Regions from separate parts of the Homo sapiens genome. Here region 1 is linked to region 2. A link is an interaction called in ENCODE POLR2A ChIA-PET data of the cell type or tissue named here. Cell type or tissue: PC-9. All regions are shown on one strand. Links, peaks and the distances in the headings refer to the core of each region. The heading gives the core; the rest is flanking DNA.

Region 1 (7,418 bases), core at 1,481-5,480, 200 kb after region 2:
TCAGTTTGTGCCCTTTCAGTCTTTTTGATGTAGGCATTTAGGGCTATGAACTTTCCTCTTAGCACCGCCTTTTGATGTATCCCAGAGGTTTTGATAGGTTGTGTCACTATTGTCATTCAGTTCAAATAATTTTTTAATTTCCATCTTGATTTCATTTTTGACCCAATGATCATTCAGGAGAAGGTTATTTAATGAGCAAGAAAAAAAAACAAACAATCCTATCAAAAAGTGGGCTAAGGACATGAATAGACATTTCTCAAAAGAAGATATACAAATGACCAATAGGCCAATAAACATGAAAAAATGCTCAACATCTCTAATGATCAGGGAAATGCAAATCAAAACTGCAATACAATACCACTTTATACCTGCAAGAATGACCATGATCAAAAAAATCAAAAAATAGTAGATGTTGGCATGAATGTAGTGATCAGGGAACACTTCTACACTGCTGGTTGGAATGTAAACTAGTACAACCACTGTGGAAAACAGTGTGGAGATTCCTTAAATAACTAAAAGTAGATCTACCATTTGATCCAGCAATCCCACTACTGGGTATCTACCCAGAGGAAAAGAAGTCATTGTACACAAAAGATACTTGCACATGCATGTTTATAGCAGCACAATTCACAATGGAAAAATTGTGGAGCCAACCCAAATGCCTATTAATCAATGAGTGGATAAAGAAACTGTGATATCTTTATCTATATAGATATAGTTATAGATATGATGGAATACTACTCAGCCATAAAAAGGAATGAATTAGTGGCATTTACAGTGACCTGGATAAGACTGCAGACTATTATTCTAAATGAAGTAACTCAGGAATGGAAAATCAAACATCATATGTTCTCACTGATATGTGGGAGCTAAGTTATGAAGACGCTCAAAGGCTTGCGAAAGATACAATTGACTTTGGGGACTTCTGGGAAGGGTGGAAGGGAAACAAGGGATAAAATAGAGTGCAGTGTATACTGCTCAGGTGATGGGCGCACCAAAATCTCACAGATCACCACTAAAGAACTTACTCATGCGACCAAACACCACCTGTACCCCAATAACCTATGGAAAAAAAAAGCTTTTTCTAGAATTAAAAAAAAGTGGTCAGCTTGATGTTTAATTGCAGAATTGATCTTTTTTTATAAAAGAAAATATAATGCTTATTAAATAGCAGAAATAAAGTTATGTTTGACCTTACAAAAGATATATCTGATATCTGAAGAGTTAAGATTAAGGAGGTTGAAAATGTTCCAGAAGTAAGAATAATTACAAGAAATGCATGTCTTGTAGGCAAATGGTTCTTATAAAGTTAAGAGCTTGCTTTTACATGGATGAGAGGACAAGGTTTGGATAAAGGCTTGATTGGCCTTCCACGTGTGGAGAGACATCTTTTTATCATTCCTGTAAGAAAGTTGGTGATGTATCAGGAACAAATAGTTTAAAAATCAGGTCTGAGACCTAGGTATTAAGGTGATAAATGCTTTATGGTTGAGTTATGAGTGTCAGCTATGTCTCTGCTTGCCTTAATTAGACACCTCACCAAATCTGCAGGTGGAGCTTGCGTCACTTTATCAACAGACTCATCCTCTTGTGAATGATACGGGCCAATGGCACCCTGCTCATCCCTGTGGGTGTGAGAGAAGGTCTGGGAGGGTGTGTGTGTGTGCTGTGTGCTCCCCATGTAAGGAATGGTATGTGAACATCAGCTATGGAAATTAACAGGTTTGGGGTAAGCTGGGTCAAGGACATGACAGACATACACAAAATGCTCTCTTAGACAAGAATAAAACATGCTAGAAATGTGTAGGACAGGAAGCAGGGTGAGCTTTTTGCTACAGTGATCAACAAAACATGTTACTAGGTATTTTTGTCAGGAGAATCTTAAACTTCCCAGACCCCTAAGCACTTAGCTAATTGATATCAGTTTATGACACTGATGGTAATTTTAGTGAAGTGACATGATAAGGTGAACAGCAATTCATATCTCTTAGACCACTACAAAGCCTTACATGGACACGATTTTCTCCTCACATTTACCATGACCCAGGGCTTGAACAGCACTTTCATTCTTACTTTCTTCAGTATCAACCATCCAAACATTAACACTCTGGTAATGGCAAGAGAATGGTTCTTAAGATTTACAAAGTTATAAAATGTAATCCGCTATATATAGGATAAGTAGACACAAGTATCTGAATACTACTGTGGCCTAGAAATTTTAGATAGCACTTTTACTGTTGTTGTATTAAAATTTTTTTATTATAATTATTCACTTTAATACATATTTGTGCAATTATATATTGAGCATAAGATAATATATTATATACATTTTAATTATTAAATTTAAAACACATATTTGTCTCCCCAATAGACCATAAGCTCTTGGAGGTAGGAGAAAGATTGTATTTTATTTATCATAGGGTCTAGCAACAAACAGATGCTCAATAAATGTTCATTGAAAGAAGGAAGATTACCAGATGTTTTAAAAAGAAATTAACACAAACATTTACTATGTATTAGACTTTACAAATCATTTCATTTGTTCTTAATGGCCACTGTAAAATTTAAGTATTTTATTATTTCTAACTTGGGGAAGAAGAAATGAAGGCCTAAGGGGTTAAGTAATATGCTTGGTGTCATTGCCAGCAAGAATTGTAGCTAGGATTTGAAACCAGGTCTTCATAGTTCCATAGTTTGAGCTGTGACTTCCAGTTTAGATGAACGCTCAAACAAACATTTTGAGAGAGTGTTTGTGTTTTATTGATTAAAAAGAGACTGGATAATACTACTTTTTGTAGAAATATGAAGACAATATGAAGTTTGGATTAATGACTCCTGGGAACTTGGTACTTTTAAAATCCTTTGATTCATAGACAGTGAAGATTTTTAGTTACTTAGTTGAATTTTTTATTCTATATAAAAACAGGTTTGGGCTGAAAAACCTGCTAGCTCCAAGTATAAATCTGGGAGGACAGGGCTGAGTCAGAGCTCACTGACCTTCTCAAAGAGGCTTGAGACATCTTTGTGCCAGCTGCACTACTGGAAGAGGGAGTCCTCAGGGGAAAAACACCCACTCTGTTTTATTAACGGAAAATTTGTCATTCTGGTTTTAACTGAAGGATTAAAAAGGAGACATGAGAATACTTCAGACATGAATTTCTGTATGATTTGGGCTCCCAGGCTTCAGAGATTCCTCTCAGGCAGACAAAGAAGGCAAGCCATGGTCAAGAGCTCTGGCCTTTATTTTGTTTCCCTGTGAAACATTTTGTGAGACACAGATGCAAGAGTAAGTGGCTTATTCCAGGTCATCCCAGGAAACAGCAGCAAGGGTGTGGGCGAGTTAGACAGTGAAGAAGAGGAAGTCAGAAAAGAGTTTGTGATCAAGCAAGTCACCACTGTGGCTAAATTGGCAGTCATTTTCATGAAAACTGAGCAGCCGTGTAGATGGTGCACCTCAGAGTTAGGGAAGCTGAGGTGTGTTGTCCACAAGTTTCTCATTTGTCATTGGTTGATGGCTACATCTAAGACCAGTAACTGGTACAGAGGCAAGTGTTATCAACATAAGTTATATGTTTCTTTTTCTAACCTTTTTTTTGTGCTTTAGTAACTTCAGTTTGTATATCAGAGAGTCAACCAATTCATTGACTATTGAAATTTACTAAATTCATTAACCTGTTGACTGAAATACCAAGCCCTGTATTCCTGCTCTCACACCTAGTCTTAGATACAGCATCACTGTGCTTATTCAATTTTTGTATTGAATAGACATAAATGTTGATTAGTCTTAAAGGAGCATCCACTTTCATGTAACATATATTGTATTCATTGTGAACATTTTTGAAGTCTCCATAATTATTCATTTTGGAAATACTACGTAATGCTAATTGCATAGATCCATTTATAAAATGGATAATATTTTGAAAGATATTAATGTGCTTTTCCAGTATTTTTCCTCATAGGGGGTCTTTCAACTAGTTTACCTGAGGCATCCCTGCCTCTGGGAAATTAAGATATTTAGGTAATATTAAGCTTTTGGTATGCAACATAGGATTGTACAGCAAGTTAGTATTCTTACAAGCCAGGCTATTGTCTTAAGGAAGGATTTTCTAAATTTTTTTGGTTCCCTCAGTTGCCACATTAGCAACAGAATGTCTTGTACCATGTTGTCAATAAGCTATATTAACAATCAAACTGGAGGTCTCAGCCTTTGCCTATCATGGGGCTCAGATGGAACCTGGAAGGAGACTATGATTAAAAAGATATAAATGAAAAGCTGCCTCTTCCTGACCTTGAAATGCTATGAGAAGAGTAAGAGAGAAAAGGTCTAGGAGCAGAGACATTTAGATGTCTGCTCAGATTTTCACTTATTTGGAATTGGTCTAGAGAGGGACAGGTATATTAGTGAGGATACTACAGTGATAGCAGATGACTCATGTTTCCTATATCATCTAACAAACTGCCCTATACTGATCTAGATTACATTAACAGTCAAATAAATTTGAATGTCTCCAGCATGATTCATCACTCAGATCCTGTTGGTTAGTTTTTCCAGCCTATTCTTGCTTTCCTTGTGGTGTAGAAAAGAGTCTAATTTGAAAGCTTTCCAGAGGGGTTTTGTGCAGTGGGGAAAGGTGGCTTCTCAGCAAGGGCTGCTGAGTGGACAGCCTGAGCTGGGGCTGAGTGGTGTTAAAGGCAGACCTCCTATAGACCTATGGGAGAAGTTTAGGTGCACTCAGAATAGCCAGGAGCCATCACTAGGAGCATTACTTGAACCAAGAATATCAAAAAGTTAAAAAAAACTTCAAAGTTCCTGTGCTTCTGTCCTGGAGGTCCATAGGACCCCAAGGAATGAGATAGCCAAGGGCATCGCCCAAAGGCCAGAAGATGAAAAGATAGCATAAGGACCTTATAGTTCCTCAGCACCACAAGGTCATATAAGAAGGTCCCCATAGCTCTTCGCTCATATACCCATTCACCACTTGCAGAGCAAAGAAGGGGGAAGGTGAGACTATCTAAGAAAAATAACATTTTTATCTTATAGAGACTAAGTACCACTTAAAGGGATTATTTTGCTTATTGCATTTTATTAAGCTTTAACAATTGCCTACTTAGTTCATTTTTTGCCGATTTAGTTAGCAGAGGAGTGGGCATGAAGAATCAAAAGGAAGATCACGGTAGCTAGCACAAAATGAAGACATTACTATTTGCTCTGCAATTCCAAAATGCAGTATGATTTAGTAGTATCTACTCTGATATAGTCATATTCTTTAACATATCAAGTATCCTAACCATTAAATATGGGGACCTCAAACTGGCCTTTACCAAATTATCTTCATTCTACCTCTGCAATATTTCTTTTCCTTCCTTCTTTCCAACCAGGTCTTGCTCTCTTCCCCAGGCTGGAGGGCAATAACGTGGCATGCAATCATAGCTCACCACAGCCTCAACCACTTGGGCTCAAGTGATCCTCCCACCTCAGCCTCCCGAAGTCCTGGGATTATAGGCATGAGCCACTGTGCGCAGCCCTCTGCAATATTTCTAAACTCTCTTTGTCATAGCTATCCTGCTATTGCCCTAGTCCAGACCTTTCAGCCTCACTTGGACTAAACCTTTTATACTGTGTCTTCAATTCATGGCTTGCCACTCCAGTCCATCTACAGTTTTTTTTTTTGCCATGTGGATTTTACTGAACACCTCACCCCTTGCCATTTCATTGCTCCAAAATCATCTTGCCTAAATAACAAATTCCACATTCTTTAGACTGGGATTTGAAATTTTCTTGGATAGAGCTTCAATCCACCAACAGGTCTTTTTAGGATCTTTGGAAGAGCATACACATCCTCTCTTTGTGTCTGTGTTTATATTGGCTCTACTTCTTGGAAAGTCCTTCCTTTCCCATCTGTATAAGCTCGTAAACTCTGCAAATTCAAGCTTTAGAACAAATGTACCTCTTCCAAAAAGTTTTTCGTAACCCACTCAGGTAAAAAGCATTTTTACTATCTCCTCTCAGCATCGTTTGCATGGTCCATATTGGGAGAGTCTTATCTGTTCTATGAGACTATATTTTTTTTACAGTGCCTTGCTCATGATGGTTGTTGAATATATTTTTAAAAATTTGACTGGGTAAAGGGAGGCTATATATATGTTAGACTGTAATGCTTAATTAGTAATGTTAAACAGATGTGTATTATTTACTCTACATGGACACTGAATGATTTTTAAGAGATACAAATTAAATAAAAATAATTTCTTATGCCATGTAACACATCCATAAATGTTGTTGCTGATAAGTTAAACAGGAATGTGTGAAAAGTCATTGTAAACTATAACAGTTGGAGCCTATCTGAAGGCCTATAAATACCTAAAGAGGGCTCTTGCAAACTGAAGGATGGTTTTAATAGAACAAACTGTTCCATTTAGATTACATGAACACACAGTTTTAAAAATACAAAATTAGTGTCTTGTTTATAGTTCTCTACCCACTGGATTTTAGCAGCTTCTTTATTTTCAAACCACTTGAAAAGAAACAAATGAAAACTTACATAACATGAACAAAGATTTTTGAGCCATGTTTTTTTTTCCTAATAGAAAATTTTTCTTCTTCTGAAACATCATGAGTAATTTATTCTGATGATGAACATGTTTTCAACATAATTGATGTCCTATAATTTCAGAGTGGAGAAGCAATATTGGATTTCATATATTAAAACAGTTTGATTTTCCAACTCTAAAATATATTTGAAATGTGGACATTCTCATTGATTTTTGTCTTCATAGTCTATATGCCAAGGACACTGTATATTTTGGAGACCAGTAGTGTTTTCTTTCTTTTTGATTCTTGTCTTTGTGAAGTAGCAAAATTGAGATAAGAAAGTGGAATATTCAAGCATCCTTATAAACTGTTAAAAATAGTCAACAAACTGAATAAATATCCCTTAGATGCTTGAGATCTTTCATAGACTCAATTCTTGTGTGTTAGGAAAATCTTTAGTATAGGGGACCCACTTATGGAGAGGAAAATAATTCTTTCTAGTCTTCCCTACCTCCCGTTTTTCTTTCAAACAAGGGTTTGTAAAAATGAAATTTGATTCAAGAATCTAATTTGAGAGTTATAAGATGAATACAAAAAGGAAATCTCTCTATTTTGAATGAAGTTAACCTTATTCAGGGACATATATCAGAGACATAATGTACGGTACCAATTTTAATCAATATCTCAAGATGAACCAGATCAAGACTGATGTTACACTTTAGCAGACTAAACAACAGGAAAATGGCCTGTCCTGAAAAGTGTGTGCACGTGAGTGTTTTTAAAGACCGATTGGGAAACTGCTATCATGATGTGCATTAAGTCAGAACCAAGCAGGCATTTCCCTTGCCCTTCGTGCTTGAATGCAAGGAGAGACAGGGAGGAGTGC
Region 2 (7,418 bases), core at 2,227-6,226:
CTTCAAAGACCTCCACCACTCCAGCTTAATACCCAGAACTTCCTAGAATGTCTTCTCATTAAAGGAACTGAGCTGAGGGTGTAGTAAGAGGAGAGTCATGGAGAAGAATGAACAAGCAGTTACAAGTTCTATATGAAAAACCCTATGAAAAGCTCAATAAACAATGATGAAGGTACTCAACAATACATTTCAGTGGTGAGATGCCCTGACCTGTATAAAGTAGTGAGATTCAGTACAGTGGTGAAATAAGCCACAACCTAGCAGATACCGTAGTTTTGTAGAAAAGTCTAACCAACAGGTAGAAACCATCCACCTTAATGACTTCAATCGTCCTGCTGTGAAAGACAAAGAAAAAAAACAATTATGCTACTCTTAAATGAGAAAATGGGGACGCAATGCAGGTACAGATATAAATATTTCTAGGTAATATTCAAAATATTTAACAACTGGTATTACATTGGTGATTAATCAGAATGAATGCCAGCCATGCAACCAGTTGTCACACCAGTGCATGGCAGCTGCACATAAGCCCCAGTACAGGCAGAAATATTTACCTAGAGCAGGTAGACCCCCAAAACATCTATACGTGTTGCTAGGTCTGTGTAATATTGACCCTTCTACCTGGTATGACTCTAGGGCCCAGAAAATAAATTATGTATTCTTTCTAGATTCTGAAATTTTTTAAAGGTCATATACAGAGACAGTTTGTATAAATTTGATAAAAGATATCTGCAGAATTCTCAGACTCTAAGATCTGTATAATATTGACCCATCTATCTGGTATGATTCTAGGGCCCAGAAAGATAAACCATTCTTTCTAGATTCTGAGATTTTTAAAGATAATATACAGAGACAATTTGTATAAAGTAGATAAAAGGCATTTTCAGAATTATTTCTCACAAATACAATTTTCTAACCACAAAAAACTCCCATTTGCGGCCAGGCGCAGTGGCTCACGCCTGTAATCCCAGCATTTTGGGAGGCCGAGGCCAGCGGATCATGAGGTCAGGAGATCGAGACCATCCTGGCTAACATGGTGAAACCTCGTCTCTACTAAAAATACAAAACAAAATTATCCGGGTGTGGTGGTGGGCACCTGTAGTCCCAGCTACTCGGGAGGCTGAGGCAGGAGAATGGTGTGAGCCGGGGAGGCGGAGCTTGCAGTGAACCGAGATCGCGACACTGCACTCCTGCCTGGGTGACAGAGCAAGACTCCATCTCAAAAAAAAAAAAAAAAAAAAAAAAAACCTCCCAGTTGCTCACTTTCAGCTTTCTTATTTAACGACTATATACTAAATATCCAAAAAAAGGTAGCTGTTTATATGAACATATTTTCAAAATTTAGCAACTTTGTTAATTATAACCATTTAACGTTGGTGTACCGAGAATACATTTTGTACGTATGACTTTCGGTCAAAATTTAGAGTACACAACCTGTATCCCAACAGTTGCATCTTTATGTTAATAATCATTTACTGAGAGGGCTGCATCTTTATATTAATGACCATTTACTGAGTGTTTAGCAAGTGCTAAACTCTTTGAATTGTTATATATCTTTAAGTCTTTAAAATAACCCTATGATTGCAGTCCCAGCTTCTCGGGAAGCTGAGATGAGGATTGCTGGAGTGCAAGAATTTGAGACCAGCCTAGGCAATATAGCAAGACTCTGTCTCAAAAAAAAAAAAAAAAAAACCCTGAGGTAGGAATTTCTTATATGCAAATGCAATTGATTAAGTCATATATATTTTCAGCCTAGGCTGAGAGCTGTATTCTACTACTTTGGAGATTACATAGTTTCATTTGTTTTGTAAAATAAAAAGTAAACAAGCCAACAACCAACTCTTACCAAGGCCACAGCTACATTAGCTCTAATCCTAAATCTCCCACACTGACATTTACATTTCTATCTGCCATGAACCATGAAACTAAACTTTATTGGGCACCTTCTATATGCCAGAGACTGTTAGATGCAATGCAACTTCATGTAACCCTCGCTACTGCCCTAGATGTGTATTATTAGCCCCATTTTATAGATTAGAGAAGCAAGAGAGGGTAAGTAACCTACACTAGGCCAATCAGAGCACAGATAGCAGTTAAGGGCTCTGATGCAGCAGCTAGTGTTCCCTAGAGCACACCACATGGTCCCTATAGCACAGACACAGCCAGTATTCATAGGACCAGAAGCCATCAAGATGAAGTAAATGTATAGTCAATATAGTATATCCAAGAAGAATAGGATATGAATATAACTTTTTTTTTTTTTGAGACAGAGTCTTGCTCTGTCACCTAGGCTGGAGTGCAGTGGCAAGATCTTGGGCTCATTGCAACCTCCGCCTTCTAGGCTCAATCAATCCTCCCACCTCAGCCTCCTGAGAAGCTGGGACCACAGATGCACACCACCACGCTTGGCTATTTTTTTTTCTTTTGTATTTGTAGTAGACAGAGGGTCTCGCCATGTTGCCCAGGCTCGTCTTGAACTCCAGAGCTGAAGCAATCTGCTGGCCTCGGCCTCCTAAAGTGCTGAGATTATAGGTATCAGCCACCGTGCATGGCCATGAATAGAACATTTAAGAAAGAATTGAGAATAGTTTCAAAAGGAAAAATTAAAATAAATATCAGCTTTATACTACATTAATATTTGTTTTTATGTAAATTACTCAATGAAGTCCAAGAGTGGTTTTTAATGCTAAAATCATAGTGAGCTTCACCATCCTGGCTAACAAGGTGAAACCCCGTCTCTACTAAAAATACAAAAAATTAGCCGGGCGTAGTGGCGGGCGCCTGTAGTCCCAGCTACTCGGGAGGCTGAGGCAGGAGAATGGCGTGAACCCGGGAAGCGGAGCTTGCAGTGAGCCGAGATTGCGCCACTGCAGTCCGCAGTCCGGCCTGGGCGACAGAGCGAGACTCCGTCTCAAAAAAAAAAAAAAAAAAAAAAAAAAAAAAAATCATAGTGAGCTTCAAAAGATATTGTAATTTTTATTTTACATTCCACTGGAATCCTAGCTATAAAAAATCACGCCTCATGAAAACAGACTTGGAATATTTCAAATTTATAGACATTTTCTTAAAGTAAGAATATTTTAACAATATTCAATAATCATTTGTATTATGAGGATAAAATTAAAAACAGAAGAAAATATTAGAATGTATCAGGAAGGTGTATAAAAAAAATACTAAAATGTTATTTTATTTTCCTAGGATCATAGTGGCTCAGCATACCTACATGGGTTGAATATCCTTTATCAAGAAAATGTTTGGGACCAGAAGGGTTTCAGGTTTTGGATTTTTTTTTGGATTTTGGAATATGTTCCATTATATTTAGTTGGCCATCACTAATCTGAAAATCTGAAATCAGAAATGCTCCTCCTTTGAGCTGTCAGTACTCAAAAAGTTTAACATTTTGGAAGATTTCAGATTTCTGGATTAAGAATGCTCAATGCATATTGTCCATCCAGGGAAATAAGAGCTGTCTCATAGAAAGAGGATAGCAAAGAGAAGAACCACAAACAGTTCTTGACTTTTATTCCTTTAATACTGAATTCCAAACAAACTAACTGGTTCAGAAGGTTTTTAAATATCAACAAATATACTTAGACAGAAAATATTTCTTAGCATTCTTTTCTTTAAAAGTACTAAAAATTAAGGGTACTACAAGGAAAAATTCTCTTATAAAAGCATCTATATGTATGCTAAATTTAGGTGACTCATCACATTCCTTCAATAATATCATTGAAAAATAAAGGTGGGGAGCAGCTAATTTTTACTTCCTCAAGACTGAATACTTCCTGTTAAAGTCTTTGAACTTCCTAACCTAGCAGACAGAGAGAGGTCTGAGGTCTGCATTTTCCATTCCAAGAGTGGCAGTTACACTGTAAGACCTGTCAAGGAGCATAAGATTACTAGCTACAACATTCAGAAACAAATTTGTATCCTTAAGGATTGCAGTTACAACAGAGTGCTAATCCCATTACCCAAGGAAAGGTTTGCAGCTGACTCTCTAAATGGATTTTAAGAGGTAGGGGATCTCTGGTGCATCTCAAATACGTCCTCTAGATAGGGCACCAGCAGCTCTTAGTGCCCTCGAATGTTTTTTCCTCTCAAAATTTAAAAAAATCTACCGTATGTCTACAAAGTCATACAAGCTCCTCGGTTGTTTTATACCAAATCCACCAACAAAACAAATTATATTTAAATTGTTATTAGCGATAGCAAATTATAAACAATGAAAGGACCCTGGATATCCATTTCTACTCAAGTCCCTTGAATCATAAAGCTCAAAAATTACATACAGAGCAGAAACTATCTGTTTAGGGAGAAAATGTCTCATTCCACATAAATACATAGATTAAAAGTTATTTGTAAGAAAGTATATGGAGTAACAAATTTTCAAGTAAAAATAAATACGGAAGTAAGTTTTTAAGTAAGTTAAAAAAATAAAATTTTATTATAACATTTTAAATCTCTAGATGACATTAAGTACATTTTTAGAGATTTAGTAAAAATAGCAAGTAATAGTAACTAAGATTTGAGCTCATACTTTGTTAACAATCAGTTTGCAAACACTGTATTCTTATTATCCTCATTTTAAAGTTGTGAAAAACAAGGCTTTATTTTGTTAAGTAATTTATCCAAAGCCGGGAAATTGTAGAGTTAGAAATAAAACCCAGGTTTTACACAGCACAAGTCAGTTTCATGAACAATCTCATTTATTTCTCATAATACTCTAACTCTAGAAAGCAGTATTATTTTCTTTTTCTTTTTTAGAGATGGGGTATTGATCTGTTGCCCAGGCTGGAGTGCAGTGGTACAATCATAGCTCACTTGTAGCCTTTAACTTCCGGGCTCAAGCAATCCTTCTGTCTCAGCCTCCCAAGTAGCTAGACTAGAGGCACATGCCACCAAACCTGGCTGTTTTTCATTTTTGTACGGATAGAATCTCACTATGTTGTACAGGATTGAAGTAGTATTTTCATTACTCTTATTCTCTGTATTGAAACTGAGGATCAAAGAGGTTCCATGACTTGGCCAAGTTCACACAACCCATACTCCTGGAGCTTGAACTCCAGGCCCGTTTCTCATGACTCTATATTAAATGTTCTTCCCAGCATCGCATGTTGACATTAAAATCTGGCATTTGATATTTGATCTTATACATACGCACACAGTAAGCAACCGGGTTCCCTCTAAGATTATCTTTGATTCTTTTCTGAGTTTATTCTCCTGGGCTATTAAGAATATATTTGATTTGGACAATATTTAATTTCTCACCCAAAGATAAATTTTTTAGTTTTAGATTGAAAGCCAGCGATGTTGAAGTAAAGGTATTACAGAATCTAAAACCACCTGGATGGATCTAGAGAGATCCATTATCCAAGTTTTCTTTGAAGCTCTGAAAGAAAATGTTTGATTTTTAAAATAAAAATATTAGCCATTTAATTTGTATATTTGAAAATGACTTAAATTAGATTGTTTCTTTTTCTGTTAAGTTACAAAAGAGGCTGAAATGTTACAGGTCAGGAGCCTACAAAGGTACCATAACATTAGTGCTCAGGTAAGAAAGGTGCTTTCGCATTAGCTATTCAGTTTCTTGGATCTTAGGAAGCCAGCACAAGTCTGTCATCAATGTCTGTGTCAGTGGTGGGTTATTTCCCACTTCCTGACCATTTCAAAATCTTGCAGGGTCTCTAAAGCCTAATTTAGGAACTACATATAGGTTTTTAGATCTGGCAATAATATGCTAACTATGTGGTTTATAATATATAAAATTTTATTTAGAGTGAGTCCTTATTTTAGAAAATTTGCATTTCCAGAGCTTGTGAATTTTTTAAGTGATTTGTTTCTACGTCCATAAAACTAATTAGGAAACACTGTCACCTGTATTTGATATTGCTTTGAAATCTCATTTTTCTCACTAAAAGCAACATTTAGCATGTATTGAGCAGGCAGCATAAAAACTTTCACAAATAGAGTGGTTATAGCAAAACAGAGTAATGTGAGTAACAGGAAAAGTAACCAGATGCAGCTATCACAGTTATACATGGTACCAATTAATTATACTCAGCTTTTTAATCACTATCAAATATAGTGTAAGTGTTGGGAAAATATTTAAAGACAAAAACTTGGAGATTCTGTATTTGGTATAAGGAAGTTTAAATACAAAATGACTATCCCAGTGACTATCACATATTACACCTTCCATTTGTACATAGAATGACTAAGATAAAACAATGTAGCTATAAAGTTTTGGCTGATTTCATAAAATTGTATTCTTCATAGGTTTATTGAAATGTGATATGAATAAATACTACAGATTTAGAAATGTTCGCAGAACCCTCCTCGCCACGGAATTTGGTTCCGTATACTATGCTCATGAACACTTGCCTCATATTTTCTTAAATATTTATGAATAACATAGTCTCGAACTCAACAGCCTTTTTCTTGCAATAGCTCTTCTTCCAGATGCAGCATTAAGTATGGTCTTGAATTAAGGATCAATAGCATCTTTAATGCTGCTTCCCTAAACCATCCGCTAGTTTTGTAGGGCTTCAATAAACCAAATGTCATCTTACATGTTTCCATTTCTGGTGCTCTTTAAAACAACAATAAATAAGCTGAATTAATGTTTAATAAACATACAAAGAAAAGATTACATAATGAAACTTTGAGTATTTTTCTCCTAAACGAAGAAGGGGGCAGAACTAGTATCTTTTTCATGGTCAGGGTCTATTTGAGATACAGTTAGTTCCCTTTCTGTGACCTGCATATAACAAGTTCAGACTCTGCTCTATGAAGTGAACATGAGAACAGGACTATTAAAAGTTCACTTATGAGCATAGATTACAAGTGTTTACAGTACATAAACTCAGGACTACTGGACTTTAGAGCTTAATTCTGGGTCATATTTCAGTTTCTTTCTTAATGCTCACTCTTAGAAGAAAATGCCCATGGAATAAAAGAAGGTCCATAACTCTCATTCTTAGTTAAGTAGGTTCTAAGATTACTTGGTTTTAATTGCTCACTCTGATTATAGTTTGACATCTGTTCCAGCGCTCCTTTCAGGAATCAAGTCACAGATGTAGGAAAGTCTGAATCACCCAGTTATTCAGTCTTTCATGTCTAATTATTTCCCACACCAAAGTTATATGTGATGGTCACATATTTGAAATACTTTAAGGAGAAAAAACTTTTAGGCTTTGATTTTTTTTTTAAAGTAGGGGTTTACCATTAATTTTTACTTATTTTTTTAAAAGTTCTTCCCTGAAATTTAGCAAGATTTTTATAGCAACTTATGACTCTATTTCAACTCAGTGTTGCTAAGTAAACATTGTGATTTTACTCTATTCTGTAACAACTTTTGACAGTATTCAAACTCTCAGCTTTGGTGACAAAATATACAAACATCAGGAACCTAATTCTGA

The links. ChIA-PET counts read pairs that join two places held together with the same protein. Peaks named below come from ENCODE experiments on the same cell type or tissue, not always from the same donor. Only the 100,000 strongest peaks of a DNase experiment are listed, where the experiment ranks them.
Region 1: POLR2A ChIA-PET joins it to region 2 with 7 read pairs; 1 of 35 experiments calls an interaction of 5 or more read pairs at or near these places.

Annotation. Positions count from the first base shown.
Region 1 is chr5:102,624,597-102,632,014 of GRCh38, reverse strand. All of the region lies in intron 1 of LINC00491 (long intergenic non-protein coding RNA 491), which reads left to right. Among named protein-coding and RNA genes, the nearest start is that of LINC00491, 43 kb to the left of the region's middle. In PC-9, for the core only: no CTCF peak of the experiment used is centred there; DNase peaks (open chromatin) are centred at 2,984 and 4,484; H3K27ac peaks cover 321 bases.
Region 2 is chr5:102,823,193-102,830,610 of GRCh38, reverse strand. The region is part of intron 1 of PAM (peptidylglycine alpha-amidating monooxygenase); the gene reads right to left. Among named protein-coding and RNA genes, the nearest start is that of PAM, 72 kb to the right of the region's middle. In PC-9, for the core only: no CTCF peak of the experiment used is centred there; a DNase peak (open chromatin) is centred at 3,760; H3K27ac peaks cover 1,071 bases.